Regions from separate parts of the Homo sapiens genome. Here region 2 is linked to region 1. Evidence: chromatin loops called from intact Hi-C (ENCODE). Cell type or tissue: GM12878. All regions are shown on one strand. Links, peaks and the distances in the headings refer to the core of each region. The heading gives the core; the rest is flanking DNA. Region 1 overlaps LOC101929154 (a long non-coding RNA gene). Region 2 holds the start of LOC101929154 (a long non-coding RNA gene).

Region 1 (15,312 bases), core at 4,272-12,271:
TTTCTTTTGTTGTTGGGAGGATATACACACATATGTGTGTATGTGTGTATATGTTTGTGCATGTATGTATATGCATGTGTGTATATATATCAGGTTAATTCTTAGAAAATTATGAATACCTCATTTTGAGACTGGCTCATTACTGGGTTCCTAGGATGACAAATTCCTTTCAATAAAAGAAATTGTTATTTTCCTGCTATATTACTAGCGACTTCCCTCCCTATCCTCCACACACCCCCAAGTCTGAGCGTTTCTCAATTCTCTTTCGAAAGGGTATGTAATATATTTAGCAAGCGATAGCGTGGTAAGACTGTTCAACATTCAATTCATGTCTTCAGCACCAACAGAGGAAAGGTTAGAAATATAAGCGCAGCCCCTTGTTTATTGCAATTTCACAGCTGTGGCAAATGCCACAGAACTCGGGGCTGGCAGCATGAATTAGTAAAACCTGGCAGGAATGTTTCCTTTTCCCTCGCTGCCTCATCTCTTTTCAGGGTGGCTGCCAGTTAATGCTTATAATATGTTAATTTGTGAAAATAGAGAATACAAGGAAGGACAAGGAGAGGAGTGCTTGGGGAGAGCCGGGGAGGCAGGGTAGGGCCAGGCTGGCAAAGGAGGAAGAGATGCCAGAGAGAAGGGGGAGAAGATGAGAGAGAAGGGCAGGGGCAGAGGGAAGGGCAATGCAGTTTGGGGAGAAGGAGACTGTTCAAAGAAAGCCGTGGGGGAGGGTGGGAAGTCCTCAGACACACGAAGAAGAGGAGTCATTTCCATTCTATCTCTCTGGCAATGAGATAAGCATGATGGGAGAAGAAATATAGTGATAATTTCCAAACTAACGAAGGAGTCAAATCTCAGTCTAGACTCTTTTTAGCAACTTGAACATTGGAAAGAGTGCTATTTGTATCAATATTAAGGCACACATCTCCCCTTATGCCCTCATTCCTGCTTCTGGTGATAAGTTATCGCCAACATCTGCATCTATGGGTAACTCCAGAAAGGCTGGATTCCAACTCTTGAACCTTAAATTCCAACCCATCCCCCACAGGGTGTGCCACACTGGAATGGTCGGAACCTAAAGATGAGTTTAAGTAAGGGAGGTACTGGGGGTCTAGGTGGCGTGCTGACCCTCCAGAAGAGGTACTGCAGGTGGGGCCCTCATGCTGTTCCTGACATATTGAACAGTAGGGCTTCCTGCCTGTTGGCTTCCTCCCTTACCTGAGGTCTCTGCCTCTATACACAATAGCCTGCCAGCCTCCCCGCACCAGGCGGCTGCTCAACATCCATAGAAAACGCAGGAGCTGACTAGGAGAAGGGTAAAAAAGGAATGCAAAATTTGGGAAAGAAAATTGACTAGATAAATAATGGATGACAACAGGCTGTGAAATCTGAACTCTAATTTCTAGCTATTTCTCCAAACAATTCTGTCTCAGCAAGTATAACGTAACTGCTTTTGGAATAAACAATTTATTTTTCAACAAATCTTTTAGGTCCAACAAGACCTAGAACAGGGAAGTATTAACACTGAAGTAAGCACATTGAGCTCTTTTTTCCAATTTAACAGAATTATAACTTTTGTGAAAGGCTCTGGATGAATAGCTTTGGGTAATGTCTGGGTTCACCACGGAGCCCTGGTGTTCACACTTGGGCTGTGTGGCTTCACTCCTCCACCCTTCCAATACCTATTCTTTAAACTACCACAGGCCAAATGCCTATTTTCCAGACCCCTCTTCTACTTTCCTATTGTGATCCAAACTCCCTCCATCTTAGTAAAACCCTAAGAAAGCCAGGAGAAAACCTTGTCTTCAGCCCACACCCCAGCTTTGCTACCACAAAAAAGGCAAACTCAGTGCCAGCTTTCATTGGCCACCTTCCTCCTGCAGAAGGGCTGTCAGAGGGCAAAGTGCCTTTCCCCATCTCCAAACTAGCCAGACTCATTCCCAGGAACCAACCAAAGAAAAATGCTCAACTCTTCATCTTGAGCCTTTCAGTTCCATTTTCGACAGATCTGAGTTGACTTGTCAAAGGCTGAGTTACAGTTTATAGTTAAAGTTGAATTTGAAAGGAAAAAAGAAAAATAATAAAACAAGTTGTCAGATATTCTCTCCATGTGCACTGAGTTTTAAAAGCTTTCTCTGCCGATTTTTTACACCGGCCCCAAGTAGAAATAATAGATATCTCCTTTAGGAAAACCAGTCATCCAGTTGAAACTGAGCAGATTTGTGTGGAAAGAGCCCATCTGACATGAAGGATAAAGGCAGTATGGTATATTAGTATGAGCACAAGCTTTGGAGCCAGGGTCGTTGAGTTCAAATCTCAGGTCCACCATTTACTACTTCTGGGACCCTGGGAAAGTTATTTAATCTATGCCTCAGTTTCTTCAACCTCTCAAAATGCAAGTGTGAGCGAAGGTATGAATTTCACTGAGTTGGGAGGATGAAGTAAGTGGATAATTAGCTGGTACATAGTAGACTCCACTTGAATTAACCATCACTACTATTACTATGATTATTATTATTATACATTCTTTGAAACAAGAGTGTCCAGTATGAAACTAGTCTTCCTAGTTGCTAAGAGAACTGTGTCCAGGAGGAAGGGCCCTGGGTAAGTCACTTTTTTTCCAGTTGTATTTCAACTGTGATTACTCACTACAGTAAAGAGGACAGATTAGAAAAAAAGGTGAGCAAATAATTAAATAATTAAAGTGGTACTTTCCAGCCCTGTTGGTTAAGTTTTCCTACCCAAAAACTAGAAGTTGACAGCTGCAAATTTAGGAATTCCTAAGAGGGGCTTATGCTGGGCGAAAGGAGTGCACAAAATACAGTTTTATTGATTATGTAATTGTGAGTTTAGAGTTGTATATGACACCAGCTGTCCCAATATGAAACATTTGGAGCAATAGTTGCATTTATTAGCACAGAATTGATTTACAAAACTCAAGGAGGGCACAGAATTCCTATGAACTGTAAATTAGTAAATTGCTTTTTAATCTACCATAAAAGATCACTAAAAAGTCCTTTTGAAATCAGAGTTCTGCTAATTCAATCATGAACACATTTACCCAATGGTGCTCAAGGTAAGAGGAAATCTTAAAGGCTGCACAATTACCATTAAAAACATATAATTTCAAAAATGATTTAGTTTAATTACAATATCAGATACAGGTATATGTTATTCTGAGGACACATTGGCCTTGACACTAATATTTGTTTTAAAAAAATGAAATGGCACTTTTTGTGTTCTGTGTCTCTGATTGTATCCACTTCTTTGTGAGCCAACGAAGACAATAGGAAACACAATGATACTGTGGACAGCCTTAAGGCAGAGTGCATGGTGCTCCCCAGCCTTCAATGTACAGAGAGGACAAGAGGAAGAGAGGTCAAGTTGGCCTGGTGTAGGAATTGTAGGATACACCCTACATCAGAGACAGAAGGCATATAGCCCAGCAATCTCCCTCCCATGTGATAGATGAGGAAACTGAGACTCAGAAAGGTGAAGTGATTTGTTTGTCTTTAGTTAGGGGCGAACATAAAGACTAGAACTCAGTTCTTTTAATTCAATGCTCTTTCTTCTTTACCAGCTGTTCTTAAACTTTAAAATACTTAAGAATTACCTAGGGACCTCGTTCAATGTGGTGATTCCTAACCCCTTCCATTCTGATCTGATAGGACTGGGATGTAGTACATTTTTAACAAATTCAGGCAATGTGACTCAATTAGATCCAGAGAGCACACTTCGAGAAATCGTGCTTTATTCAAGTGTCTTCTGGCTTCTGATTTTCAGTTAATTAAGCTATTCAAGTAATTGATCCAGACGTGAAAGCGCTTTGAAAAGTTGTATAAATGTACCTCCAGTGTGTCCTAACTGGTACGCCTCACTCCTCAGTGTACTTCTCCATTCACAGTATGATCCATGGAGAAGCAGCATCATTATCACCTGGGAGCTTGTTAGAAATACAAGATCTTGGCTGGGCGCAGTGGCTCACACCTGTTATCCTAGCACTTTGGGAGGCTGAGGCGGGCTGATCATGAGGTCAGGAGATCAAGACCATCCTGGCTAACATGGTGAAACCCTGTCTCTACTACAAATACAAAAAATTAGCCAGGTGTGGTGGCACGCGCCTGTAGACCCAGCTCCTCTGGAGGCTGAGGCAGGAGAATTGCTTGAACCTGGGAGGCGGAGGTTGCAGTGAGCCGAGATCGTGCCACTGCACTCCAGCCTGAGCAACAGAGCGAAACTCTGTCTAAATACAGGATAGGATCTCAAGCCTCTCCCCACACCTACTAAATCAAAGCCTGTATTTTAACAAGACCCTTAGGTGATCTGAATGCACAGCAAAATTTGAGAAGCTCTGATAAAAGGTCCACCTCTCGCCCCAACTTGTTCTTGTTATCTATTGCTTTATTATAAACTACCACAAAAGCTTGTGCTATATAAAAACAATGACATTGTTCTATCTCATGATTTGATGGATTAAGAATTAGGTAGTACTCACCTGAGTGATTTCTTCTGTCCCGTGATGTCAGCTCCCCAGCTGAAACATCTGGAGATGAATGGGTCAGCTCAACTAGATCCATATGTCCGGGCCCCTGGTTCTTCTCAACATGGCATGTCCTGGAACTGAAATGTCCAATATGGTGCCTCCATTCACGTGACTGGCATCTGAGCTGGGATGAGTGGAACAGCTGGAGACTGGTCCATTTCCATGCAAAGTGGTACATGGTGGCTGACTTTCCCCCCATTGAGGGGTTCAAGAGACAGGAAGTGGAGGCTGCCAATCTCTTAAAACCTGGTCTCAGAAAGTGGCACAACATCACTTCCTCCATAGATCATTGTTCATGGAATCATGGAGCCTGCCCAAATTCATGGGGAGGGAACACGGACCCCAATTTTCAACGGAGGAGGAATTTGTGGCCATCTCTAATTAGCCACAGAGCTTATTAACTGTGCATGGCAAATGGGTAGGTTTCTGAAGCACTTCAAGCCAGTCCATGGTCAGAGAGCCAAACTCTGAGGGCTTCATCATAAATAATATCTGAGGTGAGACACACCACCACCGCCAACTGTAAATACACGCACACCCCCCACAACCACAATTACACACACACACACCCCACCACCACAATTACACACACACACACCCCACCACTACCACCACACACACACATACACGCACACACACACAAACACACCATACATACACACACCACCACCACACACACACACACACACAAACACACCACACATACACACACCACCACTACCACCACCACACACACACACAAACACACCACACACACACACCACCACCACCACCACACACACAAACACACCATACAAACACATACCACCACTACCACCACCACACACACACACATACACGAACACACCACTTGTACACACACCACCACCGCCGCCACCACCACTCATACACCACATATATTTTTCTCCCAGAATGGGACTGAATTAACTACAAATGGCTCAATCTGTAAGATACTTGAAGTTAGGAGCCTGCTGTTACGCCTCCTCCTACTCTATCTTTACGCCTCCTCCTACTCTGCTCTACCTCACTTGTGTTTAAAACAGTTCTTTATACACAGTAGGTACTCAATAAATATTTGTTAATTTTGATTTGTTAATTAAATGTTGATTAATTTAATTTTAATGTTTCAATATATGGACTCCAGAAAATATGATCAGGTATCATCGTGGCAGGATTAATACACTTGAACTGAAAAAGGAAATAATAATAATATCTGAGGTGAGAAAAGGGAGATTAACTGGAAAAGGCTTTATAGGAGATGGGACTCAAATTGAACCTGGAAGCCTGAATAGGGGCTGGATAAGCAGAAAGAAATGGAAAGGCATTCCAGAGCAATTTCTAGGCCTAACCGCAGTCTGGTTTTTTGTCCTATTTCTCTATCCCTCTCCACCCTGGACATTAGGTTTCCACCACACTATGAGGATACCCACATTTTAATCTTCCCATGGTAATCTCGAGGGTACATTTGCAAAGCAGAATCTGCCTTTCCGATGGAAGTTTCCGAAGAAGTTTCCCACAGGCTCACCACCATATTACGTATTCAAGGAAAATCAACAACTTTGAACTATACCAGAGAGAGTGGTTTTCTTGAATCTGTCATGTCCTATCTTTTTTGTTTTGTTTTGTTTTTGAGATGGAGTCTCGCTCTGCTGCCCAGGCTGGAGTGCAGTGGGGAGATCTCGGCTCACTGCGAAGTCCACCTCTCAGGTTCCAGTGATTCCCCTGTCTCAGCCTCCTGAGTAGCTGGGATTACAAGTGACCACCACTATGCCTAGCTGATTTGTGTATTTTTAGTAGAGACGGGGCCAGGCTGGTCTTGAACTCCCGATCTCAAGTGATCCACCCACCTCGGCCTCCCAAAGTGCTGGAATTACAGGCGTGAGCCGCTGCGCCGGGCCTCATGTCCTATCTTAATAGAATGGACAAGTCCAGGCTTCGAGTTTCCTCGGCTCTAACTGGAATATTACAGCCATTCTACAGGAAATCCAAAGCCCAGAATGACCCTTGGATCCAGAGAAGCAGCCAGAAATATACCATGTACAAACGTGAAATTTTTAAAAGCAGAAAACCAATTGAACATAAAGTAGGTTCCCAAATACATAGAAAATAAATGTAGACAGATAAAATATTGGAAAAAAATAAGGCATAACATTAATTATTTCTTAATTGTGAAAATAGCATGATTTGTTCCTCTTATCTTTCACATATTTCAGTACGTTTCAGCAATGAGTGGGTGTTATTTTCAAAATCATAAGAACATTTTGGTATAAAGATCTATTTTTATTTCAAAGAAGATTCTAAGAACTTTCACATGACGATGAATTCTTCAAAAACACAGTTTTCACAAGCCCTGTCACAGATCCTTCTGGAGACCCGCATACTTCTAGTGTTTGCCCTGACGAATGCCAGTTCTGTTCTTCAAGATTTGCTTGTCAGAAAATGAAGACACACAGAATGAGTTATTTCAGCAGGAAGTGTTCCAGGATTCTGGAAACAGATGATGCTTTCTTTCAGCCTGTTGTCATTCTTCTCCTTCACCAAGATATTGTCGTCATCACTCTGGGTTTAACTCAGCTTGACAGTAGCCACACTTCCATGTTGCTCTTCATCTCTTCCTTTGGTAAAAGTCTGCAAATTGAGGCTCAGCTAACAGCTATTTCATACTAATCAGACACTGGGTCTAAATTAGAACCAAGAAAAGGTCTATGGCAAGATAGGGTGAGGCCACAGCGACATTTTATGCTCTGGATCACCCCTCATGAATGCTTACTAGGCCATTTGCTCTCCTCTTTTACAGGCGAGAGGGTTGTGGCTCTCACTACCTATCATAAACTATGGCAGCGTAACCCTTCACTTGCTTTTCTTATTCACTTCCAGTTTGTGCTGCTGCTAAAATATTCTGCTTCTCAGCTGCCAGTATCGGCGTCTAAATCATCCCCAGTCCAAGGCGCCAGCTCTTCTGGTGCAGAAACCACAGACTCAGCAGCCAGGATGTCATCAGCATACTCGAGATTACATCATCTCCTTCTGCCAACCTTAATACCACTATGGTAACCATCAACAGCAATACCCATGATTATTTCAGTAGAAATATTGAACAGATGTGACAGCCTTGTCAAACTCCTTTGCTGGTGTCCAACCACTCTGTTATACCTTTTGCAATTCTAAAATCTCTCTTCTGGCCATAATAGAGACAGCACATGCTGACCTCCCGCTAGGGAAACTGCTCCCATAGCGTCAGTTGGCATATCAAAGACTAACTACGAACACCACCTTATATACACAGTGCTTTACAGCCTGCTAATCATTTTTGCAGACATTCTCCTTTTTGACTCTCAAGCCAGCTGAGACAGCTGTGGTATAAGTTGAAAGGGCACTGGAGTTTCTGTCAGGAGTTTTGACTTTCTTGGTTGCTTACTACCTTTGAAATCTTGAGCAAATCACTCTGAGCTTGTTTTTTGTCAGTAAAATACTTCTTGTTCTCAACCTAACTTGAAAAACAAATGAGGTGGTACATTTAAAAATAATAAATTATGAAGATAGTTACTCAAACTAATACTTGTACATGAATGTTTCTATCAGCACTATTCACAATAGCCAAAAGGTGAAAACACCAAAATCTCTAGCAACAGACGAATGGATAAACAAAATGTGGTATATCCAGACAATAGGATATTTGTCAACCATAAAGAGGAATGGGCCAGGCGCAGTGGCTCATGCCTGTAATTTCAGCATTTTGGGAGGCTGAGACTGGCAGATGATTTGCGGTTAGGAGTTCAAGACTAGCTTGGCCAACATGGTGAAACCCTGTCTCTGCTAAAAAATATAAACATTAGCTGGGTGAGGTGGTGGCGTGCACCTGCAATCCCAGCTACTTGGAGGCTGAGGCAGGAGAGTTGCTTGAACCTGAAAGGTGGAGGTTGCAGTGAGCCGAGATTGTGCCACTGCACTCCAGCCTGGGCAACAAAGTGAGACTCCGTCTCAGAAAAAAGAGGAACAAAGTATTGAAACATGCTACAGTGTGGCTGAACCCAGAAAACATTATGCTAAGTGAAAGAAGCAAGACACACAAGATCACATATTATATGATCCCATTTATATGAAATACTCAAAGTAGGTCAATCCATAGAGGCAGAAAGCAGATTGGTGGTAGCCAGAGGCTAGGAAGAAGCAGGAAGAGGGGGTGACTGCTTAGTACAGGGTTTTCTTTTGGGGTGATAAAAATGTTTTGGAACTAGATAGAGGTGGCTCTTGCCCAACATTGTAAGTGTACTAAATGCCACTGAATTGTACACTTCAAAGTGGTAAATTTTGTTATATGAATTTTACCTTAATGAAAAATAATAATAAATTATAAAGCACATGAAAATCTAATTAGCATTTCTCAGGGGAAAAACAGCCTCAGGAAGATTAAGTGACTTATGAAAGAACAGAAACTTTCAAAACGAAACAAAGAAGTTCATTCTGAGGGGAGAATGCCGGTCTTTTGACAGGCCAGGAAGGGCTTCTATCCTGCTCTGGGTAGGAATAGAAGTCTAAGCTCTTAAGATGTCACCATTCTCAGCTCTGAAATTTTGTTCTGACTCCCGTATCTCTTGCAAAACCCAATCCCCATAGCACTGTTTCCAGCCTCTTCTACTTATCAGTTCACAGCAAAAGGAAGACAAAATGATCATTTAGAATAAGGAGGTAAAGGGTCATTGGGAGACCAGAGAACTTCTCTCTTTATCTTGTCTAAAGAAAAAGAAGGTTCCTGAATACTGAGTGATAAATTGAGAAGATAGAAAGCTTTGTTAGAATAGAAGGGAATGAAATTAAAAAAAAAAAAAAAAAGAAATGAAAGCTTTGTTAGAGATGCATATCCCTCCCCAGTTCAACCGAAGCAGAATCTGCATTTTACCAAGATTCTCAGGTAATCCGTGTGCTCAGGAAAAGTTTGAGACACAGTGCTCCGGGCCACTAGACATGTAACAGAGTCTCTCCATAATGAAAATGAGGGTGTCGGAGATGTAAACAGTAAGTCATGTTGGACCTCTTAGGCCATTTGTTCTGAGTAGAATGTTAATTTCCATCATCTTTACCAACATCTCTGAAAAGCTTGTGAACGGTGGAGAAAGCACATGGGCTGTTCACCCAGTTACAACAAACTGCAGATATTCTTAGCCTCCATTATTCTGTACCCTGAAAACCATGATGTCACCTCTCCAGTTTCTAGTAATCTCTCTAGTTCACAGGTAAATGTCCAGCAAGGCATTATTAAATTACTAAACATCACAGCTACTGGAATCTTTAGGAGTCATCTGGCCAGCGTTCCCAAATGCTATTCCACGGATCAGTTCTGAGCTAGCTACATCAAAATCACCTGGGGTGCATTTCAAAAGCAGATCCCTAGGGTGTAGAATCTTCTCATTAAGTCTGGAAAGAAGCCATGAAATATGTTTTTAAAAAGCTCTCCAGGTGATTCTAATGCACAAATTTGGACACAATCTGTCTAGCTCTGCTCATGCATCCACAGCCACAGCCCAAATACCTTCAGAAACAGAACTTTCATTGCAGAGAGCTAATTGTCAGAAAGCTCTTTCCAACACATTGCGTCAATACCTGCCTCTATAATTTCTACCTTTTGTTCTGTCCTTTTGAGCCATACAAAATCATGTGAGTGTGTTTTTGATGTAGAATCTCTCTTTCACATGATACGACAGCTTTTCAAATGTCTGGTTCCACACACTGTGTCCATATGTCTTCTCTAATAATACTTTTTGCCTTGAAGTCTATTTTGTTTGGTAATAATGAAGCTACCAACTTTTTTCCCCTAGTCTTTTACTTTTAGTCTTACTGTTTCCTAATAATTTTGATTTGTCTGTTATAAGCAAAATACAGCTAGATTTTTAAAATTCAGTCTAATAATTTCTTTGAATTGGCAAGTTTAGGCAAATTACATACACATATTACTAATATGTTTGAAATTATTTCTACCATCTTATTCTACACTCTCTTTTATCCTATTTTTCTCTCTCTCTTCTTTTCTTTCCTGCATTCTGGCAGATGGGTTGAAGTTTCTTTGCCTTCCTTCCCTCTCCCTCCTTCTCTTCCCCAAGTGCCCTGGTTTTGGAAGTTGTATCAGCATCAGTAGGCATTTATAGAGGTTATTTTTTAAAAATTTTGAATAACATGAATATGTAACAAAATCTCAACAAGCTTTAAGAATAGTTATTATTCTTAAAAATTTGGCCCATGTGCTTACCAAAATCTAAAGTTAATCACTATCTATTCTGCCTCCTCAACAAGTCATGGAGCTTAGAACCCTTTACCTACAGGCCAGGCGCCGTGGCTCACGCCTGGAATGCCAGCACTTTGGGAGGCTGAGATGAGCGTATCACCGGAGGTCAGGAGTTTGAGACCAGCCTGGCCAACATGGTGAACCCTGTCTCTACTAAAAATACAAAAATTAGCTGGGTGAGCTGGGACCTGTAGTCCCAGCTACTCGGGAGGCTGAGGTAGGAGAATCACTTGAACCCAAAATACCCGAAAGGTGGAGGTTGCAGTGAGATGAGATGGCGCCATTGCACTCCAGGCTCCATCTCAAGAAAAAAAAAAAAAAAGGGACACTTTAACTTCAAGTAATCCCCTCCTGCTTTCCATATACCTGCTGTTCAATATTTTAAATTTAGTTTTTTTTTTTAATCCCCAGTAAATTACTATTGTTGCTGTTGCTTTATGTCAGTTATTCTTTGGACTCATTCACATATTTATTTGCTTCCTTTTTTTTTTTTTTCTTTTTGAGATGGAGTTTCGCTCTTGTTGCCCAGGCTGGAGTGCGATGGTGCAATCTCAGCTCACTGCAACCTCCGCCTCCCAGGTTCAAGCAATTCTCCTGCCTCAGCCTCCAGAATAGCTGGGATTACAGGCGAGCACCACCACGCCTGGCTAATTTTTTGTATTTTTAGTAGAAACGATATTTCACCATGTTAGGCAGGCTGGTCTCGAACTCCTGACCTCAGGCTCATCTCAGCCTCCCAAAGTGCTGAGATTACAGGTGTGAGCCACTGTGCCCAGCCCTGCTTCCTATTCTTTCATCTCAATTCTTCCTTCTGGATTCAATTTTCTTATTCACTGAGGATCTATTGGTAAAATATGCTCTCAGGGTTTGTCTAAAAACATTTTCATTTTTCTCTCACTATTGTATGATAACTTAGCTGAATGCAGAGTTCTTGGTTGACAGTTATTTTTCTGAGCACTTTGACTATATTATTAATTTTCTTATGATTTTTATTGTTGCTATAAAGAAGTCAGCAAGTCTAAATGTAGTTCCTTTATAAGTTACCTATCTTCTTTTCTCTGAACTCATTAAATATTTTCTTTTTGACTTTGGTGTTTCACAGTTTCATTACAATGAATCTAAAAGTCTTAAATGTCTAAAGGTCTTAAACGCCTCCTGTTTGAGAGGCTAATTTTATACTAGGCATCTCAATTCTTGAAAACAGTAATAGACTTCTTTCTGTCTCTATGGGTTGACCTGTTTATGAAAGTGGCACAGAACAAAGAATCAGAAAACCTAGGTCCTAACTAAACAAGCCCGGTAAAAATAAACAGCCTCCATTAAAAGGCTTGCACGAAAATGTGTTATAGGTGCACTCAGTAAATATCTTCAACGCTCCCATCCTATAGGAATTGTACAAGAGTCACCTCATTTTGTTCTGTGGCTGCTACATCTTTTAGTAAACTCAAGGTCTCCCTGCCTTCAAAGCACTCTAAACTGCACTCACTCTGCATCTATCACTTTTCTGACCGATATTGGTGACAAGACTTTAAAAGGATATGAGCTATAAAATAAATATCCATGAGTTCACACTGATGTAAATACATAATTGAATAAACAGGAGGATAGGAGGGTGGTGAGGGTTGAAAAATTACCTATTGGCTACAATGTTCACTATTCGGGTGGTGAATACACTAAAAGAGCAAGATTTCACCTCTACACAATATTTCCGTGTAACAAAACTACACTTGTACCCTCTGAATCTATTAAAGTAAAAATAAATTAATAAATGGGGGAAAGAGATGCACTTCCTTATAGAAGAATCCCAAATAACTTTTGTAGATATTCCTCCCTCCAGGAGGCGGAGATCAATTCTAGCACTCCCCACCCACCCCCATCTTGGCTGTGGCTGAACTTAGTGACTTGCTTCCAAAGAACAGAATAGACAAAGGGCAGTGGGAAGGACCTTTGCAGTAGAGAAATCTGACGGTCACCACCTCAGCCAGGTGATCAAGGTTAACATCTCCAGTGATGAATCATGGTGGTAGCAGCTACCCCTTGATGTAATGTAATGAAAAGGGCACATCTCCTCCATGGTATTCTTCCCCAGACTCCAGTTTAGTCATGAGAAAAACACTGGATGAACCCAAATTGAGGGACATCCTACAAAATACCTGATCAGTAGTTCTTAAAACTCTCAAGATCATGAAAAACAAGGAAAGATCAACAAACTGTCATAGACCAGAGGAGACTAAGGAGACTAAATGCAAAATGTGGACTCCTGGATGGGATCTTGGAATGAAAAAAGAAAAAAAAAAAGGATATTACTGGAAAAGCTATTGAAATCCAAATGAAGTCTGGTGTTTAGTAAATAATGTTGTTCTAATGTTGGTTTCTTAGTTTTGGCAAATGTTCCATGGGTATGTAAAATAAGAATAGGGGAAACTGGATGATGGGTGTATGGGAATTCTCTGTGTTATCTTTGCAGCTTTTCTTAAAATCTAACACTATTCCAAAATAAAAAGAGTATTTAAAAAAACACTATCCAAAGAATTGAAAACAGGTATTCAAATAAATGCTTACATATGAATGTTGGTAACAGCAGTATTCATGATAATCAAAGGTTACAACAACCCAAATGTCCATCAATGGATAAATGGATAAACAAAATGTGGTTTTTCTATACAATAGAATATTATTCAGTCATAAAAAGGAAAGAAGTATTGATACATGCTACGATGTGAATGAATCTAGAAAACATCATGCTAAATGAAAGGAGTCAGATACACAAAGTCACATATTATATAACTCCATTTATATGAAATATCCAGAATAGATCAATCCATACAGAAAGCAGATTGGTGGTTGTCAAGGGCTGGGAGGAGGGGAAAAAGGGGAAGTTACTGCTTACAATGTATGGGCTTTTTGAGGGGGTAATAAAAATGTTTTGGAACTAGACAGAGGTTGTAGTAGTACAACATTGTAAATGTATTAAACGCCACTGAATTGTTCAGTTTAAATAGTTAATTTTATGTTATGTGAATTTCACTTCAATTGAAAAAAAAAAAAGAATATGGCTGGGCATGGTGGCTCACACCTGAAATCCCAGCACTTTGGGAGGCTGAGGTGGGCAGATGACTTGAGCTTCAGGAGTTCGAGACTAGTCTGTGCAGCACGGCGAGACTCCGTCTCTACAAAAAATCAGCAGGCATGGTGGTGCGCGCCTGTAGTCCCAGCTACTCAGGAGGCTGAGGCGGGAGGATCATCTCAGCCTGGGAGGTCGAGGCTGCAATGAGCTGAGATTGTGCCACTGCACTCCAGCCTGGGCAATAGAGCAAGACCCTGTCTGGAAAAAAAAAAAAAAAAGGAATGTTACCTAAATGTTCTAAATGTTAGGTTTGACAAGAGTCTCAGCCAAGAAACAGAGAAGGAAGAAACAGATCTAGAGTAACCGACTGGCTAACTATCCTCCAGGCACATCCTTAACAAGAAACTATAATGAGCAGGAGCTCGGAGTCTGTAGACCTAGGAAATAAAAATGCTGACATTTAGAAAAGCAGATATAAAAGAATGTAAGACAATTTTTCTAGGAAATTTTATGTGGATTACAATGCCAAAATAAAGTTCTTATTTAAGTCAGGAACATTTCTTCATTCTTCATGCTCTCCAACTTTTCTCATAACATATTTTTGCAATTATGAAGAACAGAATTATATACACCTAGAAGATAAACTCCATAAGGGAAACCCCATCTATCTTTTTTTGTACTGATCCCTTAGGGCCTACCATAATGCATGGTACATGGTGGACCACCAATAAAAGTTGGTTAAATATATTAATTTTGAAAAACATGGAATATACTAAGAAAATATTCTATTTTAATTTAGTAGCTTTTAAAATAAACGTTGCAGCTGCAATAATTAATGTGCTTTTGTTCATCAATATACACATTTTAAAATCACAATGAACTCTTCTAATGCTATGGCAAGCTTTTGATAAATGTTTAAAAAACTTTTGTAAACCAAACTATATGATTTTATTTAATTTCAGCATGGGAAAAATCATTAGTTTTCAAACTCATTTACTCATACTGTTGAAATTCCATATCCCTTATTAGCATCCATAGGTTTTTGTCCATATTTACTGATATACTAGTTAGAATTTTTAAACAAAAAAAATGTTTAGCTTACAATGTGGATAGAGTACTACCTGAACCTTGAGGATGCAATTTTTACTATTATAATTCTACTTGCCATTATGTGGCAGTGACTATAAACAGTAGCCAGTGATCCCCTTTTAGTGATTTATAGAAAAACACTGCATTTAGAGGAGGTAAGTTAAGCTAGCCTGGAGAGTTTAAAAGTTAAAACATATAAAAATCAAACTTTCCTTTATGTCTATGCATATTTTCAGAGAGAGACTAAATATAGCATTAAGTTGTGGCTTTTAAATATTTTTAGAATAACAATGTACTTGAAAGGCAGACTCTGCAAACAGACTGCCAGAGTTTGCT
Region 2 (15,312 bases), core at 3,141-11,140, 56 kb before region 1:
ACACAATGGCTGCTATCACCAAACCTCAGGGCTAAGCTGGAACTTCAGAGCCCTTGCGCTCAGCAGCGCGGCCCCGTCACCACTGGAGCCAGATCATTGGCAACAGAAGGGTTTTCTGTTGGAAGCTACCCATTTCCATCAGTGCAGTGGGCTTCAGCACAAAATGTTGTCTCCTAACACATGGGGTGGTGGGGACTTTGGGAAATGATAATCAGAGACAGGGAGCAACTGGGAGGCAAAGGGCAAATCATATCTGGGAAGAATTACCAGATAGGCTTTACCACATTTATAAAATATGAACAACTGTATTGATCTGAGAAAAAATCCTCACCCTTTTAGCCTTTTCTAAATTGAGATGATAGCACTGTTATGCATTAAAAGATGTTATCAGTCCAAAGAGCAAGTATGGTCTTATACCAACTAATATCTGCTAAAATGTACCTGACTGCATTGGAAATGTTGCAGCAGATTGGTATAGCTGGGAATAATGAACCGCTGCACCCCATTGAAATGTAATTACACAGCCCTCTTGTTCTTAAACCTATAAGGTGAAAGAAAGATGAATAGTGAAAGTAAAAACCGCTGACCCTTCAAACTTTAATTTACATTATGCATTCGCTCGCCCTTCTGATAGGTTTTAGAAAGGTCATAATTTAGGGTATTTTGCCATTGATAAATGATCTGTATGTTTGCGTTCACACGCACCGATTGATTTGTTATAGCCAAAATATTGTTTCTATAACAACCCAAGGGCCCTTAACTAGACAAACGGCAAACCAGAATCCAAGGGGAGGCAAAGGGAAATCTAGGCCTGCCCAGAAGGGGCTGGCCTTTGCCCAGGGACTCCAGGATGATGGAGTGGAGCGTGTGGGTGAGGATGCAGGGGCAAAACTGTGGGAGGGAGAGGTGGTGGTGGAGCAGGTGGAGCAGCGGCTTTGGTTCTTGGCAGGCCTGCAGTCGTGGTCTCTCCAGCCCAGCGTGGGTGGCTTCCACTGCAGCTGAAGCAAGTCTTGTCAAGACTTTCAAGTTGAGCTCCCTTTGGTGCAGAGTGGGCCAGTGGGGTTGTTAGGGCAATTTTCCCACCTTTCCAGACTTGGAAGAGGCTCCTGTTTCTGGGCCCAGTTGATGCATTATGCATCAGGGCTGCCTGCAACTGACAGCCCCTCAGCCAACGTCGACTTGAAAAGCAATGGTGCTAATCAAAGCCGACACATTTGAATGTCCAGACACACACACAGAGAAATTTACTAATCAAAAAGTGTATTTCCTAGGGCTGTCTCCAGAGAAATCCGCGAGAAGAAATTGGAATAATTTATTAGCTTACAAGTTTTCGTTGACAGTTAGCCCAAAGCTATTTATCTCTGTAATAGAGAACGTCTCCAATGTGGCAAAATTGACCAAATCAAACAGCTTTGATCAGAAAATGAATCTGGCAAGGCTGCCTGTCGGAGGGTCCCAGGAGAAAGAGGGGAAACAAACAAAAAGATTTAACAAGTGGTCAATAGGAAAAAGAGAGCAAGAGAAAGAGATTTAGGAGAAGAAAAGAACGAGAGAGGAGGAGGCAGAACAACAAATTTTGCAAAACCATGGCCCCAGCTCTGGACTGAATTCTTGAAGAAATAAATGATGTTTCACATCATAACATTTAACATGGTGCTTGTACATTTTCTGAGCCCTGCAGCCCAAACTGAGATGTGATTTTTATGGTAACAAGATGATGACAAACTGCAGAGGGATAGGGCTTGCTGCTGCTGGTGGTGGTGGTGGCAGTGAGGAAATAAGCACGGGAAAATCCAGAGAAATGGCTCTGCCTCTCCTGGACCCAGGATCAGCGTTAGCTCACTAGAAGCAACAATCATGCTAACTGTATCCAGTCTGCCTCAGTGGGTATGAGGTGCTTGCCCATCTAGTGCTAAGCTGGCTTCTGTGAGAGGCACTGTAACCACGTGTGAGTTTGAAGATAGGACCTGTTCAGAGGCTCCTCTCCTTCTGCGCTCATGGGCAGTGCCTGGGAGACTGTAGTGGGAAGATCTATTCAGTGGGAGAGTGGATCTGGGGTGCCCTGCTTTCTACCTTAACCTCTTCTTTCAAAATGTACAGGTATACAAGTATACACACTGCAGTCAAGGGAGGGCACCAAATACAGCTTTGAAGCCCACTGTTAGATGGATGGATAAGAATTATAAACTAGGAAAATACCTTAAATCATCATAACATTACTTTCCATACTAACAATGGTCTTTCCCTATCATCCTGGTCAACCAACTAACCAGTCTCAGACATCCTCTGCTGTGAGCAACAACTCCACAAGCTAATACCCCAGTGCATTCACTGGCAAGGGAGTTGCTGTATTCAACAGCCAAATAATTAGAAGGATGCTCCTGCAACCAATATATTTGTCCCCCAAATAAGTGCTGAAAAATCATCATCAACATCAGCACTTACTTTATTCTAGAGAAGAGTTTGTGTGAGCTTTTTATGTTGAAATACATTTAGAAAATCATGATGGAAAGCTGCCAAGACTGTCAATAAAGAGAACTAGTAAAATGTGGAGGAAGTCTTTCACCACAACACCCTCTGAGTTAGAATTATTTAGTGAGGACATTGTTGGATGAAGGCTTGAGAGGGTCAAGTTGACTTGAAAGGGAGCACCAGCTCTGAAGTTTGAGGACCCAGGTAATTCCCTGACTGTGTGTCTCGGGACCCACTTTCCTTCTCTCTGGAAACCCCAGGCTTTGGCCCTGATGATCATTCCCGGCATTACAGGGGTTGTGATAGGAATTAAGAGAGACAATTACCAGAAAGCACTTTGTCAAATAATTAAAGCGCTAAACAAATAGTAGAGATTATGACTACTGTTTTGTCCTGGTAGGAAGAGAATGATCAGCAACTTTGCTTGATCAACCAAATTCAACTTAATTGCAGAAGATCCGTGTCAGGAAACCAAGCTACGCACTCCGAGAGCTCACCTACCAGCCATGATTTCGGCATTTTCCTTAGTAACAGGCATTATGCCTCCTTTTTTTTTCTTCCCCCAGAGAACTGAGTCACAATCTCACAAAAAGAGGCTGGTCAAATATCCAGGGCTTCTAGGGACTGTCCCTTTTTGGCCACACGCCCTTCCTCAGACATTTGCAGGAGATAGAGTTGGCTTTAAATTCTTTCGGGCTCCCAAATCAGGTTTAAGTCCCCATGTCTGATCCATATGTCTGTGTATTCTTGGAGCTATAACCCCTGGCTAATTGAGTACTAAAGGTGGATCTGCAATTTCACTTGATCAACCAAGGCCAACTTAATGTGCTTTGTAAAGGACTTAGTGGACGGTATCCGAAAGTGAAAGTATATCTAAACCATCCAAACAAAGTCAACTTGGTTTTGTTGATATTTTATACAGGCACAGGGAGAATAACATTTTAGCCAGTCTTGTTTTTTTTTTTTTTTTTTTTTTTTTTGACAGCAAGTAAGGCAGCTTAGCTTTATTTGACTAAAATTTTCAGCCTGTATGTCTGCATCGTACAGGGTAATGGGTTAGCTTGAGTGTTTGGATCGGGTCCTCCTGTGAATGCATCAAAATTGGCTCTCATTTACAAGAATTACATTTTAATACCCATCCTGACACCGTGATGGCCACACACCACAGATTTGCACAGTGTCTTATAGCAGTTTCCCTTGGAGCCGCTCTCCTAAGCAATCATGCCTGTGATCCATGTTTTATGCTCTGCCTGGGAACGGGAGCAACACACTGCCCCTTCGCCCTGGTCTCTCAGCAGCCCCACATCTCGTCTAGTTGGGACCCTTGCAGTGTTGATGTGTACTTTTTTGTTGTTGTTTTGTTTGCTTTGCTTTTTGAGACAGGGTCTTGCTCTGTTGCCCAGGCTGGAGTGCAGTGGCATACTCACAGCTCACTGCGGCCTCAACCTCCTGGGCTCAAGTGATTCCCCCGCCTTAGCCTCCCAAGTAGCCGGGACTACAGGCATGCACCACCTGGCCCGCCTATTTTTTGTTTGTGTGTACTCTTCTCTTTGGCAAAACAAAGCAGTCAATTTCTGTTTAATGGCCTTGCTGTGTAGTGTGGCTGAGGACATGACAGGGAGCTTCTACAGCACATCAGGTCTAAAACGGGTTAAAAAGCTTCAAGATTTGTCATAGCCAGCTTTCTTCCTCCTCCACCTCAATGTATTCTGAATTGTGTAAAAGCCACTGACTTGCCAAATAAGGAAACAATTTAAATGATTCCTAGTATGAATTCATTTTTTTTCTCTTGTGTAATAGGTAAATTATCTAGTATTAGAGGCCCAGAATGAAGGCTTCAAGATTTTGTGGAGGAAAAAGCTACAGTTCTCTTATTCAAGGCATTTCTGAAATCTTGGCCATGTAATTCTGTTAAATCTTTACCTACGCAAGAAACAAAGCTTAGGGCACCTGAGCTTGGTCTTAGGAACTAAGCACTCGAACAAGTAATTCAGGAATTTCCATCTCGGATTCTGAAGTTCTAGAAATGCTAAGTTTTTCTGAAAACTACCCTAATGCTGCCTGTTATTGAATGCACAGTTAGAGGAAAGGAAGGGGATTAGAAGGTAAGGAAGGTTAAGTGGAAGAGAGCCAATGATTTGGGAAACCATTTTTCTTAGAAAACACAATTTGACTTTTTTTTCCCATAAATTCCATCTACCTATAGAATTAGGTTGAGATTGGAATTGTAGCATTTTCCTCTGCTTAAAATTAAACTGAAAGCTATAAATGACATTCTCAAAATCCTGATCTGCCTGACAAACTTCACCTGTTTTGTTAAAGCATAATCATTATATATATATATATGTATATGTATATATATATGTGTGTGTGTATATATATATATATATGTATATATATATGTATTCCACCAGGACTTTAACTAGATTCCAGGTGTTCACATTTCTTTTGACCTTAAGGATTCTATTTCAAGCTATTAAATTAACTAAAATGTGTAAATGGCCTACATTAGCTTTAATTATATAATTATATAGTCAGCAGGAAATGAATCTGTATGAATAAGAACCTAATTGAAAGAAAGTACCCATTCTAGAGCTTGGCATGGATGAACACTTCGAAAGATACCACAGGAAAACTTACCTCTGCCTCTTTAATAGGGTAAATCGACTCTTAAAAATGTCTGCAATGCTTTCCACAAATTTTGACTATATTGGGGATTACTGTAAATAAACAACTGAGCAGAGACTCTTCTCTGGATCAGGGCATTCTTGTTAGGGAGATCCTTACAGTTCATCAATAACTGTGTCCTGAGTAAAAGAAGTTCACCCCAAACCTTGCTTCTGACCCTTCAAATGAAGTAGCTTGGTTCACAAAGAATCTTCCAGTTTCTAACATTCTCCTAACCAGAAAAAAAAAAAATGTATAGTACTAATTCTGCTCAATCATCACCTGCCTTCTTCATCTTTTTACTCTCACAGTTAAGCATGTCCAGTGGGAACTGAGAAAGTGAAGAAGATCCACTCTAACACCTCACATCTATTATGAGAAACCTGAGTTTTACAGAATCCCAAATGTACAGGCTCTCAGGCCCCATGAGATTCTTTTTTTTTTTTTTTTTTTTTTTTGAGATGGAGTCTCGCTCTGTCACCCAGGCTGGAGTGCAGTGGTGTGATTTTGGCTCACTGCAAACTCGCAAACTCCACCTCCCAGACTCAAGTGATTCTCCTGCTTCAGCCTCCCAAGTGGCTGGGATTACAGGCATGCACCACCGTACCTGTAATTTTTGTATTTTCAGTAGAGACAGGTTTACACCATGTTGGCCAGATTGGTCTCAAACTCCTGACGTCGTAATCTGCCCGCCTTGGCCTCCCAAAGTGCTGGGATTACAGGCGTGAGTCACTGTGTCTGGCCTTGGCCCCCATGAGATTTTAACATAATTCCTTCAAAGGTGGCCTGAGGGGCTGAGTAAAGGCTAGACAGGAATTTTAGGGTTTTCTTTTTCTTTTTCTTTTTCTTTTTTTTTTATGTCTTTGGGCAGGACTCTGCGTGTGGGATTAACCAACCAACTTTCTTCCCCCAACAGACATTTTTGAGCTATACTGTGACCTGTGTCAGAAAACTGACGCTGACAACAGACCTGCAAGTACGAACTTGTTATCCCTGCTTCACAGATAAAGGGGCTGACTCACAGGAGGATTCACTGATGCAGCCAGGATTGCACCGCCAGCTCAGAGAGGTCAGTGAGGGAAACCCCACTCTCTCTGACTCAAAGTTCACTCTGACTTGAAGTTCACTCTGCCAGGGGCTGCCCTGGGGGACAGGAAAGAGGTCCTGCCTTTTTTTTTTTTCTTTTTCTTTCTTTTTTTTTTCTTTGAGACAGTCTTGCTCTGTTGCCCAAGCTGGAGTAAAGTGGCATGATCTCAGCTCACTGCAACCTCCACCTCCCGGGTTCAAGCAATCCTCCTGCCTCAGCCTCCCAAGTAGCTGGGATTACAAGAATGCACCACCATGCCTGGTTAATTTTTGTATTTGTAGTAAACACGGGGTTTCACCATGTTGGCCAGCCTGGAGTCAAACTCCTGACCTCAAGTGATCCGTCCACCTTGGCCTCCCAAAGTGCTGGGATTACAGGCGTGAGCCACTGCACTGGGCCAGCTTATTCTTAGTGAGTTGTTTAGTTCTCCTCTTTGTCATAGTCACAAACACTACTCTGCACCTTGGTCCATCCTGTCATGGTGGGCACTTGCAATAGTCAGGATGAACTAGTTAACTAGTTACACTATGAAACAAGTCTTATTCATACGACACACCCAAAGCAGATTGGTTAGGAGGCTCTAAGTATCCTAGTCACTCAGGGACTCAGGCAGACAGAGACTCCACCATCTCATTAGATCTTAAGTCAACATCACAATACAATGCTTCAGGATTCACCATCGCACAGAAAGAGGGCATGAAAAGTTACAACATGACTCCTAAATGTGCTTGCCCAGAAGTGACATAAATCCCCTTACTTTTTTTTTTTTTTTTTTTTTTTTTAGGAGACAGAGTCTTGTCTTGCTCTGTCACCCAGGCTGGAGTGCAGTGGCACGATCTTGACTCACTGCAACCTCCACTTCCTGGATTCAAGCGATTCTCATGCCTCAGCCTCCCAAGTAGCTGGGACTATAAGCACGCACCACCACCCTCGGCTAATTTTTGTATTTTTAGTAGAGGTGGAGTTTTGCCATGTTGGCCAGGCTGGTCTTGAACTCCTGGCCTCAAGTGATCTGCCCGCCTGGGCCTCCCAAAGTGCTGGATTACAGGCCCCCCTCACCTTTCACGGGCCAAGGTGAGTCATATGGCCACACCTGACTTAAAGCCAGTCCTCCTATATGCCTGGAGGAAGAAGAGAACCAGAAATCTTAGAGAGCTGCAGTCATGTCTACAACAGTACTCTTGGTCACAAGGAGGAAGGAGCACTGAGCTGAGAGTCACAGGGCCTTCATCCTAATACTGGCTTTGCCCCTGTATAAGCTCCATGTCCTTGTCCTCTCTCTTAACCTCATGGCTCCCACATCCTCCTCTGCAAATGAGGGCTTGAGATAGATGGTCACCTCTCCGATACTGCACCAGAACAAATTTATTACCTTTGCTAGATTTCAGGTCCCACATGCTTGGGAACAGGTCTGTGGGGTCATCTCCAGTGAAAGCCAACAGCGCAGAGAGGATGATGCGGGTCCTCGTGGAAACAGACTCATTTGTACGCATGATAAGGAAGCTGGCTAGAGTCCACCAGCTCTGAGTTTTGAGATAGTCCACACCAGCATGATGAATGTGTCAAAGATTCCATGTCACACAATAGACTTTGTTAACTCGCTTTGACAAAGGCCTTTTACTTTTAACTGCTTGTGACAGCAGCTCAGAGTTTACTCGTCAATGTGCCTCACATACAGGTGTTGCCCACTTCATATAATAGATATGTTCCTTTAAAAAAAAAAAAGAGGGTGGAAATTTCAAAACCAGAAAATCACCGTTTGAGTTTATGGAAAATCACATTAGTTACAGGAATCCAATGACACAAGTTTTTGAGAAACGGTGAAAAGATCATTGGTCGTTTTACTTTTTCTCTTAAGTCATTGCTTCTGATAATACTGAGAGTTATCTGGCACAGTACACAAAGCACAGTAAAGACATTCAATGATATTTGTGAACGAATGGATAAAACTCAGTTTTCTAACTGTGGTTGACCTGGCATTTTCATAAAATAATGATACTTATATCTGTATCACACTTTCTAGTTAGCAAGCCTTACGTTTACCTGGGACAGGAGTAGAAAGAGCATAAACTTTGGTGTCAGACTGGCGTTCTTATTGCGGGTCTCTTTCTTAGCAGCTGTGAGCTTAGACACAGTACTTCACCTCCTGGAGCATCCATCATCTTATTTGTAAAATATGAGTGATGCCAGCTTCTCAGGATTGTTGAAAGAGTGTGATGAGAGCCTTATGGGTTTTTTCTTTTTCTTTTTTTTTTCTTTTTAGAAATGGCATTCCGCTTTGTTGCCCAGGCTGGTCTCAAACTCCTGACTTCAGAGGATCCTCCTGTCTCAGCCTCCCAAAGTGCTAGGGTTCCAGGCATGAGCCACTGCGCCCTGCCCGGAGCCTTATGTTAACATGTCTATTACAGGACCTGACATGAAGAAGAGACTTAATAAAAGGTGATTGTCCTTCCCTTTTCTATGAAGCAGGAAGGGGAGCTATTATTATCTTCATTGTACAGAAGAGAAAGCTGAGGCCCAGAGAGATAAAGTGGCTTGCCCAGAGTTTCACAAATACAGGATTGGAGCCCCAACTTGTGCCTAGCTCTTTAACATACCACCTCACCAGCCCACACAGGAAGGCAATGACTGTGCACTGCAGATATTTGTGCAGGATGTGTATATTACATGATTTGGGGCTGACGCAACTTGTCTTGTACATATTGTTTTATGTGACTTTACTCTGCCTTTCTGCCTGTGCTGATCATGCCCCAAGAGCTGGGCCAGGCCTTGTGCCCTTGCAGAATCTGCCTCTGCAGCTCAGTGATAGTTGCTCAGCAAGTGCTGATCCACTAGCCCATTTCCTTCCTTCCTTCCTTCCTTCTTTCCTTCCTTCCTTCCTTTCTTTCTCTTTCTTTCTTTCTTCTTTTTTTTTTTTTGACAGAGTCTCGCTCCGTCACCCAGGCTGGAGTGCAACGGTGAGATCTCACCTCATTGCAAACTCTGTCTCCCGGGTTCAAGCGATTCTCCTGCCTCACCCTCCCAAGTAGCTGAGATTACAGGTGTGCGCCACCATGCTTGGCTAATTTTTGTATTTTCAGTAGAGGCGAGGTTTCATCATGTTGGCCAAGTTGGTCTCGAACTCCTGACCTCATGATCTACCCACCTCGGCCTCCCAAAGTGCTGGGATTACAGGCATGAGCCACCTTGCTCTGCTGACCATTTTCAAGTGCTTGCAAATCTGTCCACCCAGAGAGGACATAGTAGCACATTTAATAATTAAGAGAAAAGCTTGGTTTTCAGGAACTTTGTCATCTGAGTTTGATAATTATGAAGGGTATAAGAATTCATTTTATGGTATGGTAGGAAAAGAATAACACTACCTAAAATGCTCAGATGATTTATTAAGGGTTCTTATTTGTAGGGACAGCCTCCCATTTTTCTCTCATGTGATGTCCAGCAGGTGGTTCTGACCTGACTAGTACACATTCTTTAACTAAAGACAGAGCACTGCTAGGCGGCAGACACAGACCTGTGCCCCAGGCTGTAATGGTGAGACAGGCATAATCCCTGATCATGGAACCTATGGGCACAAGGCAGTCAACAGTTAAATACACACAATATTTATAAGTTACAATGAATTAAACGAAGGAAAAGACGAGGAACTAAGAGACAGCCTAATTGGAGGATCTCATTTAGATTGGGAGGCTGGGGAAAGTCTCCATGAAGAAGTGTTATCTACACTGAAACCTGAGAAAAGTTGGTAGAATTCAGGCCAAAAGTGGGAGAAGGAGCATTTCAGACAGAGGGATCAACCTTGTGGAAGCCCTGTGGTGGGAGAGAGCTTAGAATTGAAATGAGGTTAGGGGCCACCACAGGGAAACTGGAGACACATAAGTGATGGGAGCTTGGCCAGGACCAACTTCCTGTAGGCATTCCAATTGCAATTGCCATTTATAAGTTTTCAGCAGATAAATCATATGGTCGAACTTAGGTCCTAACACATCTGTCTACTGCTAAATAGAAGAATGGGTGCCACTTAAGAATGGGTTCAATGTAACGAGGGCAAAAGTAGAAGTGAGGAGACCAGCTGTGAGGCTATTGCAGTGGTCCTGGTGTAGGATGTGGGTGGCTTGGACTTGGGTAATGGCAGTGAATTGACAGACATGAGTGAAACTGTGAGATGTTTTAGGAGTAGAATTGTTAGGACATGCGGATCAACTGTATATACAGAGTGAGAAAGGGAAAGGGTACTCTCGTGTTTCAGGGTGTCTGAATTGGTTTACTGATATCTGGGGGGATCAGAAGAGTTCAGGTCCAGCCAGGTTGCAATTGAGATGCCTCTGAGACATCCAATAGGAGGATGTCATTGGATACAGGAGTTAGGAGCTTAGATACACACTTGGGAGAACTCGGCACAGGTGGTATGAAAGTGGTGGGCTGGTGAGATTGCCTAGGGAGAGAAAACACGGAGAGGAGTCCCAGGGCTGAGCCCAGACCTCTGAACAGAAGAAGGAGTCATGGAGAAACCCAGAAGAATGAGGTGTCACAGGCAAAGAAAAATTGGATGCTCCGGAAGGAGAGAGGTCTGTCTCACGAAGAGAGATAAAAGCAGCTGGGACCACATAGAGGTAATTGTTGATGCTGATGAGAGAAGAGGGCGGAGGGTGGAAAAGGAAGGGAGCCACTGAGCTGAGAATGGGAGACAGGAAAGAAACAGCATTCTGTGGTCAGCCTGGTGAGAAATGTGGCTCTCAGAAAGCAGAGAGAGAACAGTTGGAGGAGCTCATGGGCACACGGGGGATGTCTGACTGGTTGTGTTTTCTGTTGGAAAATATTAGAGCTCCTCTGTGTGTTAGGGAAGGGTCAAGTAGAGAGGGCAAGGGAGAAGATGCTGGAATGAGGAGAGCCAAGGTCCTGAGGACACCTGACCTTGGCACTACACAGGACCTGCAGCCCAGACGCTTCCTAAGCAAGCCTCTTGCCTGGGGAATAAAGAGCTGATTTTTCCAGTGACTTCATGGGCACTGGGGTCCTATGGAACCTCTAAGGGGAAGGAGCAAGAGAAACAGATGTTCTTTCTTCCCTGTAGAGGGAGGAAGAGGGAAGACAAAGATGAAAAAGGGAAGAAAGGAGGAAGGAAGGGAGAAAGGAGAAAACAAAGATGGCCAGTCTTCTCTTCTCCCCAGGTGGTTGGGATAACAGCGAGGCCAAATCCCAGATGATATGGGGGAGGGCTGCAACCTCTCAGGAGGGCTGTCTCCCCCAGAAAAAGCCTAGGACTTACCTAGACTTAGGAGGTTGTCATCAAGCCTTGTCTTTCCTGCAGACCTCAACGTCTTGTCAGTCCAGAAAAACTTCAAGGGCAGCAGCCAGAATCCCAGGGCTGAGAAACCTGACTTTCCTCTCTTTGTACCTCCCAATTCCCCTCCTAGGTCCTGAGCCACAGGGAATTGTGTGATTTCAATGAGCTATGGCAAGAGCATTTTCCCTTCCCATCAACTCAGTCACGTTTCCTGTAGTGGAGACGGGAGCATGGGGAGGGAGGAGCGGGAGAAAGAAGGCTTACCCTGGCAGTATTCATTCACTCTCTGAGGCATGAGATTTGATTACCAGTCTTTTAACATGCATGACAGCAAATGCTAATATTTGCCACAGAATTTTCTAGCCACCTTTTAAATCCATCTACAGTGTTAGGCTCTTTGACCCCTAGAGGTAGGGAATGCCACAGGCTGCCTTCATGCTACTGAACGTTGTTGCCTCCTCTATAGCAATAAAGCTTTTCTTGAAATATAAGGCATAAGAACAAAGAAAATTCCAGATTTCTGGGAGTAAATACTACAGTTCATTAAACCACCTGCTTACTTCATACAAGCTAGCAATGACTCTCCAGTCTCCCGCCTAAAACTCCAGTTAGTCTTCTGTGCATGAGATGTCTTTTCTATTGTGATTGCCATTCTTGGCTCATTGTTTGAAAAGGGATATTACAAATAAAAATAACAACCATCCCTGGTTAATATGCTTATTACTTTACACATCTTTCTCAACTTTTTCCAAACTTACTGGTAGACCAGAAAGAAATCTAACTTCTTTTAGGCTTGAGTTCCATTGTCTAAAAGTAGTAACCATTTTCTTTCTTTCTCCCTTTTTCTTTTCTTTTCTTTTTTTTCTTTTGAGAAGAAGTTTTGCTCTTGTTGCCCAGGCTAGAGTGCAGTGGTGCAATCTCGGCTCACTGCAACCTCTGCCTTCCAGTTTCAAGTGATTCTCCTGCCTCAGCCTCCCAAGTAGCTGGGATTCCAGGCGCCTGCCACCACACCCTGCTAATTTTTGTATGTTTAGTAGAGACGGGGTTTCACCATGTTGCCCAGGCTGGTCTCAAACTCCTGACCTCATGATCTGCCCACCTCGCCCTCCCAAGGTGCTGGGATTACAGATGTGAGCCACTGCGCCTGGCCAGGTATGACCATTTTCTAATGTTTAGGAGGAGGGGAGCTTGGGGGCAGTATCTAAAACTGTCAGCTAGAGGAGGGGCAATCTTGAAGTTCAAAAGCAGGAGACACCCCAGATCTCCTTCTGCAGAGCTTTAACATCCCACCTCTCACTGCTTCTTGTAATATTCATCAGAGTCGTAAAAACTATTATCCAGCATAATATCTTTTAAATTGTTGGCAAAGAGTCACTTTAGAAGAGTGGCCTCCCTCTGCTCCCTTCCCGCCCCCTCCCAGATGGACCAGTGCTGTTTGTTAGGACGGCTTTGTTCCTCGTTGTTCAACTACACCTGGCATAGTGCTTTGCTCTGTCATAAGGCCATTTCAAAACACTCCCTCTTTGTAACGTAAGCTTTGCTCGTGCTGAAACCTTGCCTTTCATTTGCTCTCCACAGCACTTGTCACACTGCATAATATAACCTAGACAATAGTGGCATACAAAGAAATAACAACTGAACATAACCATCCACTATGGAACCACTAATGAGTGCCCTACCTTTTGAAGGCTTCTTAAAAACTAAAATACAGACAAGGATAAAGGGCAAGCCTGCAGGAAAAGTCAATAGAACCTCACAATGCGAAGACTTAACCCCTGTCGCTATCAACTCAGATTTTCGAGTTGTATCACCAGCCAGAACCTTCTCCACTTGTCTAGAGCCAAGTGCCACATCAGAGCCTGGCAAAAAAAAAAAAAGAAAGAAAGAAAAAAGAAAAAGAAAAAAAGAAAAAAAAAGAAAATTGCTTTTTCTCCATGCTGAGTGAAGATATAAACTTAGAAGCTATAGCTCATGTTGAAGGTTGTTTCACATTTTCTAAATACTAAAAAGACATTAAAATCAGTATGGTCACATGAAATCAGCTCAGTTTCATAAATGTATAATGAAAAGAAGCAATTTTGTTGTAACCATTTTTAAAAATTACACAAAGATAATATCTATGATTTATGCTATTTCTGCCACTTTGATTCGTATTTTTATTTCTTGGTACATTAGGTTAATGTTTAAGGTCCATTCTGTGTTTCAGCTTATAAAATTAATGTCTAAGTGCCAGCATAAGGCAAAGCAAACCTTACATTGGAGGATCCCTCACTTCCAGTGACTGGAATCAACATATCCAGCCATTCACACAACACTTCTCAAATGTCAAAATAATGGCGTTTGTTCTCCTAACGTTTATTGAGGGCTTACTATACCAGGCACTGCCCTAAATGCTTTGATGCACTAGTTTTAGCCTCATGATAACTTTATGAAGTAGTAAATATTAGTAGCCCCTCATGGTTAGATGAGGAAACCGAGCCCAGAGACGGTAAGCAAGTTGTCCAAGGTCGTAGCGTGATATTGCCTTCGGAGCCCAGGCTCATCTTGACTGATCCCCAGCACTGCCTCCATGACAGATCTGTGCTAGAATGGAGGAATAACCTGAGAAATTATTGGTGACACATGGAGAAAATTGAAATTGCATGGCTAAAGAGGTGGATAGTTACAAATAATTGCAAAGCCAGATTTGTAGACAAATTTCCCAGTTCTGCCTACTGAATGTCTGTGTTCCTAGCAGGTTCTCCTTCTTCTGGAGACAAATTGCATTCCCCTCTCCACACATCCCTAATGTGGTTATTGAGGGCCTCAACATACTCATAGGACCCAACACCTCACCTCCTGCCCTGGCTACAGGATTTGGAGCCAGGGGTGAGCACCTTCACTATTTCATTTAGCAAAGATTTAGCTGTTGGTGTGAGGGACAGCCAAAGGAGCGGCAAGAGGTGCTGCTGAGGGGGCTTGGCTGGGGTTTCGAGGCCCTAAAGGGCCTGTGATTCAGTTTTGCTAATTTCACATCTTTAACCCAGGGCTAGGCATGAACGCAAAACTCGAAATTTATATTCAATTTTCTAGTATGATTTCATAAAGCAAAACAAAACAAAAGCAAAAAAATCTCATTTAAGAATATATAAGAAATGTTCTTATATGAAAAGTGTCTTGAAGTAGAATATTTATTAACTAGAACAGAAGTTTTTTGGGTTGTTTGTTTGTTCGTTTGTTTGTTTTGAGAGAGTCTCACTCTGTTGCCCAGGCTGGAGTGCATTGGCACCTCCTCAGCTCATTGCAACCTCCACCTCCCGGGTTCAATCAATTCTCCTGTCTCAGCTTCCTGAATAGCTAGGACTACAGGCTCACACCACCATCCCTGGCTAATTTTTAGTAGAGACGGGGTTTCGCCACTTTGGCCAGGCTGGTCTCGAACTCTAACCTCAGGTGATCCACCCGCCTTGGCCTCTCAAACTGCTGGGATTATAGGTGTGAGCCACTGCACCCAGCCAATTAACTAGAACAGAAGTTTTATTACTTTCTCTGAATATGCCTCTTTTTACTGTAAGGCAAATTCATAGCTTTGCTGCAAGTTCAGAATGAAATTTTGTAGAAAGGGCTCTTAATAGCTATCTATCAATCCCTCTTTTAAAAATACTTCATAGGGTCTTCTTCTACATCCCCTGGCTGCCAACAACTAGACAAGCAAGGGCTAATTGGGCAGTGAATGGCTATGCATTGGGGTACCTAGAACCATCCATGCACTATTCATTTAGTAACATTGGTTCTACTAGGAGAGATCCAAAGAAAGACAAGC

Evidence for each region. Peaks named below come from ENCODE experiments on the same cell type or tissue, not always from the same donor. Only the 100,000 strongest peaks of a DNase experiment are listed, where the experiment ranks them.
Region 2: it touches region 1 in a loop (3-fold over the local background); 3 of 110 quality-filtered maps call a loop at or near these places.

Annotation. Positions count from the first base shown.
Region 1 is chr5:77,928,691-77,944,002 of GRCh38, forward strand. The region is part of intron 1 of LOC101929154 (a long non-coding RNA gene); the gene reads left to right. Among named protein-coding and RNA genes, the nearest start is that of TBCA, 160 kb to the left of the region's middle. RefSeq lists silencers at 6,343-6,517, 8,438-8,607. In GM12878, for the core only: no CTCF peak of the experiment used is centred there; DNase peaks (open chromatin) are centred at 7,511, 8,591 and 9,001; H3K4me3 peaks cover 941 bases; H3K27ac peaks cover 2,857 bases.
Region 2 is chr5:77,873,990-77,889,301 of GRCh38, forward strand. LOC101929154 (a long non-coding RNA gene) reads left to right here and starts at 10,667. Exons shown (of 2, transcript NR_105012.1): 1 at 10,667-10,836. RefSeq lists an enhancer at 6,028-6,097. In GM12878, for the core only: no CTCF peak of the experiment used is centred there; DNase peaks (open chromatin) are centred at 5,412 and 6,182; H3K27ac peaks cover 550 bases.